Regions from separate parts of the Homo sapiens genome. Here region 2 is linked to region 1. A link is an interaction called in ENCODE POLR2A ChIA-PET data of the cell type or tissue named here. Cell type or tissue: GM12878. All regions are shown on one strand. Each heading gives the region's core, and the rest is flanking DNA. Links, peaks and the distances in the headings are about the cores only.

Evidence for each region. ChIA-PET counts read pairs that join two places held together with the same protein. Peaks named below come from ENCODE experiments on the same cell type or tissue, not always from the same donor. Only the 100,000 strongest peaks of a DNase experiment are listed, where the experiment ranks them.
Region 2: POLR2A ChIA-PET joins it to region 1 with 7 read pairs; 2 of 35 experiments call an interaction of 5 or more read pairs at or near these places.

What each region holds. Positions count from the first base shown.
Region 1 is chr17:35,974,461-35,977,367 of GRCh38, forward strand. It overlaps CCL16 (C-C motif chemokine ligand 16), which reads right to left. Exons shown (of 3, transcript NM_004590.4): 3 at 2,039-2,907. Among named protein-coding and RNA genes, the nearest start is that of CCL16, 5.6 kb to the right of the region's middle. In GM12878, for the core only: a CTCF peak has its summit at 1,705 (motif pointing right); a DNase peak (open chromatin) is centred at 1,725.
Region 2 is chr17:36,116,595-36,119,501 of GRCh38, forward strand. It overlaps LOC101927369 (a long non-coding RNA gene), which reads right to left. Exons shown (of 3, transcript XR_243796.5): 3 at 260-475. It also overlaps the pseudogene LOC100419980. Among named protein-coding and RNA genes, the nearest start is that of CCL4, 14 kb to the left of the region's middle. In GM12878, for the core only: no CTCF peak of the experiment used is centred there; a DNase peak (open chromatin) is centred at 1,242.

The DNA of each region.
Region 1 (2,907 bases), core at 349-2,848:
TATATATATGTATTTTTAGGCAGAGTCTTGCTCTGTCATCCAGCCTGGAGTGCAGTGGTGATATTATGGCTCACTGCAGTGCAGTCTCAACCTCCTGGGCTCAAGCAATCCTCCTACCTCAGCCTTCTGAGTACCTGTGACCACAGGCACACACCACCGTGCCCAGTTAATTGTTTTTTTTTTGTAGAGATTAAAAAATATGTAAGATCTCACCATACCGCCCAGGCTGATCTCAAATTCCTGGACTCAAATGATCCTCCTGCTTCAGCCTCCCAAAGTGCTGGGTTTATAGGCATAAGCCACTGTGCATGGCCTTGTTATGTGTGTACACACACACACACACACACACACACACACACACACATGTTTTTTGAGACAGGGTCTCATTCTGTCACCCAGGCTGGAGTGCAGTGGCACGATTTCAGCTGACTCCCCAGCTCAAGGGATCCTCCTGCCTCAGCCTCCTGAGCAGCTGGGACCATAGGCCCAGGCCACCATGCTCGGCTAATTTTTTTTTTTTTTTTGTATTTTTGGTAGAAGTGGGGTTTCGCCATGCTGCCCAGGCTGGTCTCGAACTCCTGGCCTCAAGTGATCCGCCCACCTCAGACTCTGGAAGTGCTGGGATTACAGGCGTTAGCCACCTTGCCCAGCCCCTGTTATGTCTATTTTAACACACATACATCCATCATCCCCCGCCAAGAACTGACCTAAACCAATAAGTTATTCCTGAGGTGCTAAATTGCCACCATGGCCCTTTAGGAATTTTTTTTTTAAATTGAGATGGAGTCTCGCTCTGTTGCCCAGGCTGGAGTGTAGTGGCATGATCTCAGCTCACTGCAACCTCTGCCTCCTGGGTTCAAGCGATTCTCATGCCTCAGCCATCTGAGTGGTTGGGATTACAGGCGACCACCACCATGCTCAGCTAATTTTTGTATTTTTAGTAGAGATGGGCCATGTTGTCCAGGCTGGTCTCAAGACTCCTGGCCTCAAGTGATCTGCCCGCCTTGGCCTCCCAAAGAACTGGGATTACAAGTGTGAGCCATCGCGCCTGGCCTAGAAATTTTTTTAAAGGAAAGATGCTGGGACATCTCATGGAACTGAAAGACCAGCTGAAGCTCCCAGCCTGGAGCTGGGGCAGGAAGTGAGGCAGTTCCAGGGACCTCAGGACAGAAGTTCATAGACCTCTTTCCTTGGGACACTGCCAGAAACTCACTTCTGCTCTAGCAGCAACCAGACTGAGTTTCTCAGGTCCAAATTTCAAATCTCTCTGAGAGTCTGATTGGCCAGCTAGATGAGATGGCCATCCTGGGAAGATGAGCTTGGGCTGGGGAGGCAGCTCGTTTTTTTTTTTTTTTTTTTTTTGAGACAAGAGTCTCTCTCTGTCGCCCAGGCTGGAGTGCAGTGGCACGAACTCGGCTCACTGCAAGCTCCGCCTCCTGGGTTCATGCCATTCTCCTGCCTCAGCCTCCCGAGTAGCTGGGACTACAGGCGCCCGCCACCACGCCCGGCTAATTTTTTTGTATTTTTAGTAGAGACAGGGTTTCACCGTGTTAGCCAGGATGGGCTCGATCTCCTGAGCTCGTGATCTGCCCCCCTCGGCCTCCCAAAGTGCTGGGATTACAGGCGTGAGCCACCGCGCCGGCCAAGGGAGGAGGCTCGGGTTTTAACAACATGGCCACTGGGGGGCAGTTATGAGTCAGTTTACCAGAATCCAATTCATTGGCCCGTTTTCAGCTTGACACTTCACTGCATTTATTTGTTTCTCTTAACCATCCGGTCTTAATTACCTGTCTTAACCATCCGGTCTTAATTACCTGGCTTTTGTTTTGTCTTCACAACAGCGTTTTGGGAGAATGTTGAATCCAAGCGAGCTGAGTCAGCTGTCTGCTGTTAAGCTGGAGACAGAGGGGAAGATTGAATATAAATGGCCCCCAACCTTGACAAAAGTCTCAAGAAATGTGGAGAAGCCCCTGAAAAAAACTGAGATTAAGCTTCTTTCACCCTAGCAGAAAAAAAAGCAGGAGGTTAGGAATCAAGCTGTCAAATAAGGGAGTTTTATTTATTGCATGTTTGGGTTTTGGACTAAGAGTTTACCCCTAGCCGTGTCTCATACCCTTTCTTTCCCTGTCCTGCAAAGCTTAACATGGGAGGTAGAGATTTGTGTCTCTTCTTCTTCTTCTTCTCTCTCTCTCTCTTTTTTTTTTTTTTCCAATCAGGCACTCTCTGTACCCCTGCCACCCTGAGGAAGACAAAATATGAGAGGATCTAGCAAAGTCTCTGCAAAAATGATTAATGTGAATATTCCCATCCGGACTTCCTATGAAAAAGTTGCATTATAAAATGAAAGAATAATTGAAGAAAATATAGATCCAGAAAAATCCATAAAGATGGACAGGAAAAATCAAGAGTTCTATGGGGCTCTTAATGGGTCAAGACCCAGAGGGCAAAGATCATCTGGAAGGCTGGAAACTGGCTAAGTATTTAGAATGGCTTGTGTACTGGTGTGAAGTGAGGAATTGAAAGAGAGCAGGAGAAGGATGTGAAATATATTTTTCTGTGTATTAAGAGTGCACTGGCCGGATGTGGTGGCTCACGCCTGTAATCCCAGCACTTTTGGAAGGCTGAGGCAGGTGGATTGCTTGGGCACACGAGTTTGAGACCAGCCTGGGCAACATGGTAGAATCCCGTCTCTACCAAAAATACAAAAATTAGCCAGGTGTGGTGGCGCAAGCCTGTAGTCCCAGCTACTCGGGAGGCTGGGGTGGGAGGATCACTTGAGCCTGGGAGGTGGAGGTTACAGTGAGCCAAGATCAAGTGAGCCAAGATCACACCACTGCACTCCAGCCTGGGTGACAGAGTAAGACCCTATCTCAAAAAAATAAAAATATAAATATAAAAATAAAAGAG
Region 2 (2,907 bases), core at 235-2,734, 140 kb after region 1:
TCAGGGCCTTAGGCTTCTAGCCTTTATCCTGAAAGTGCTTTAGCCCTCTCCTCCTAGAGGCCTAGATTTACAAAGCTCTTGACAGCTGTGCTCTGGGACAAATTGAATTCTGACATAAAACACTTTCTTGAGATTTGAAAATGCTACCTTTTCTCCCCTTTACTCTGTTCCCTAAACAAGGGGTTGCTGGAAACATCCTTGGTAAGTTTCATAAGATTGTCTGTTTCATATGATGCTTATAAATTTCATAGTCAATGACTTTGTTGTGCAAAAAAAAATGTAACTTTATTTTCTCCATAATTAAACTTAGCTTTTCAATCTCGATTTCTTTTGGTGGCAGAAATTTAATCTGACCAACAAGGTAAACAAAGTTTCTTGCTGCTGTTTTTTTTTCCAACTGAGAATCTTCCGTCTCCCATCCTTCTTCCTCTTCTCTTCTCCAGCTCTTCCCAGGGTCCCTCTGCATTCTGGAAGGCTGGAGAGTGATTGAGCAGTCAGGAGATGCAGGATTCTCACTCATGATTGACCCTGACCCCTGCTAGCCACTGATGAGGTGCATTTCAACTTTCTGGTCACTGCCGGCTCACTTGTCCTGCCATGTCCTCCTGGGTCAGGGCTGTGACTCTGTCCCCTTTGTCCCACCCTAAGCTTCTCTGAGCCTTCCAGGCCAGGGGCTACTTGGAAAGACTGGTGGTGTTCCCAGGCACACCTCCCTCCTGCTCCCCTGCACCTACAGTCCTCCCTCTTCCCAGGCAGGATGGACGCCCTATTGGGGTCATTCTCAGATGTCTAGCTTTCTGGCTCACATCTTTCACTTTATTCTCCCATGAATGTCTATCTGATTTTCTCTCAGTATGTGGGAAGCTAGTTCTTAAAAATTATCATTAATTCAAAAAATGCATATATTACTAATGGTATCATCCTTATCCCCATTGTCTTTGGGGGTTTAACCTTAGGAGCACCTTCTCCCTCCCACACTCAGATCCTTTCCTCTCAAAAAGTCCAGATCCTGAAATGCACTTTCAGAATGATTATGTCTGTTATGAGTTAAAAAAAAAAAAAAAAAAAAAAAGAGTACTGAGGAACTCAACTGACTTGTTTGTTTAAACTCTATTCACCCTCCCCTGCAGGCAGTGAGCATGGATGATGATGATTGCTGGCAAAACAGGGGAGTGGTAGTGAAGGTTAGAAAGCCAGGGACTGGGGACACTTGTGCTGCCAGGGTGTTCTCTGAGCAATGATGCTGCTTGTGGTGAATTCCCATTCACCTCCAGAATGGGTTTCTGGCTTTGCTGAGAAAGGCTTTTATTGGGTGTCATTAGTAATTCTGTCAAAGGTGGTGGGGAGGCGGGGAAACTTCCCATGCTAAGAATCAAATCAAGAAACCCTTTCTGGGGAATAATGAGAGCCACGTTCTTTCTAATGTGATATGAAAGCACTGAATATTTGTTACTGCTTTTACAGAAATGATTAATTCTCAATCTATGTCAGAGAGATTCTCAGTGCTGATTTTCAGATGATGGCATTGGGAAATAGGCATCACTGCATGAAGTTGCTACCCCTTGTGCAGGCCTCCCTGGTGGCCTGTGTCATTGTCGTGGGCTTCAACTGCTAGATTGTGAACTGCCCCCCACCGCCCCCACCCCCAGGGGTGGATCAGGTGCTGGAAGGCAGGGTCTGCAGGGTGGCCGTGGAGAGGGGTGTGGTGCAGCTGAAAAGGAATAAGCTCCAGGGAGGGCAGGAAAAGCAATGAGATCAGCTCAGCCAAATCTAGTCCAGCCACAGCTTTTAGCTGGAGAGCATTGACAAGCTGTCCCAGGATTAAAAGGGGGTTTTGTGAAGAACATCACTTGGGTGAGAGGCTCATAGGCATCCTGCAAGACCAGCTAAAGGCTACATAGGAATTACAGCAAGCTGCAGCAGGATGGCCTCCAGTTTCAGAAGGGCCACGCCAACTTGGAGAGCGATGCATCTGACCCAGTACATTGACTGAACGAAGGAGGCAAAGGAGCTATGTGAGGAGCCCACAGAAGAGGTCACCAAAAAGGGAAATGAAGCTGTAGCTTCCAGACACCTGAGTGGAAAAAAAGACCAGAGTCAGCAGCTCCAAGCCAAAAATAGAACACAAGCTCTCTTTCAAGTAAGGTGACAGTGGTGCTTGTTTATTCTTGAGTATAATTTTGTGTGAAAAAAAGCAGCCTGTAGGAAGAGTCCCTCTTCCACTGTGAAGGAGAGGCTGGTTGCAGGTAGAGAACTCTGTCTGGGTTCCCTCTGGAGTTCTCCTCTTCTCCACACATGGGGTAGAGCGCTGTTTCCAGCCTGTTATTCCTATTCTCACTGGTACCCACTGAATGACTATGTACTGTGCACTCCCGATTCTGACAATCAATGGTCTAGAACAGCAGTCCCCAGGCCCAGGCCACAGATTGGTACTGGTCCATGACCTGTTACGAACCGAGCCACACAGCAGAAGGTGAGTGGTGGGCGAGTGAGAAGCTTCATCTGTATTTACAGCCACTCCCCATTGCTGACATTACCACCTGAGCTCCGCCTCCTGTCAGGTCAGCCACAGCATTAGATTCTCATACAAGTGCAAACCCTATTGTGAACTGCGCATGCCAGGGATCCAGGTTGCACGCTCCTTATGAGAACCTAATGCCTGATGATCTGTCACTGTCTCCCATCACTCACAGATGGGACCATCAAGTTGCAGGAAAACAAGCTCAGGGCTCCCACTGATTCTACATTATGGTGAGTCGTATAATTATTTCATTATATATTACAATGTAACAATAATAGAAATAAAGTGCACAATAAATGTAATGCACTTGAATCATCCTGACACAATCCCCCATCCCTTAATCAGTGGATAAATTGTCTTCCATGAACCCTGTCCCTAGTGCCAAA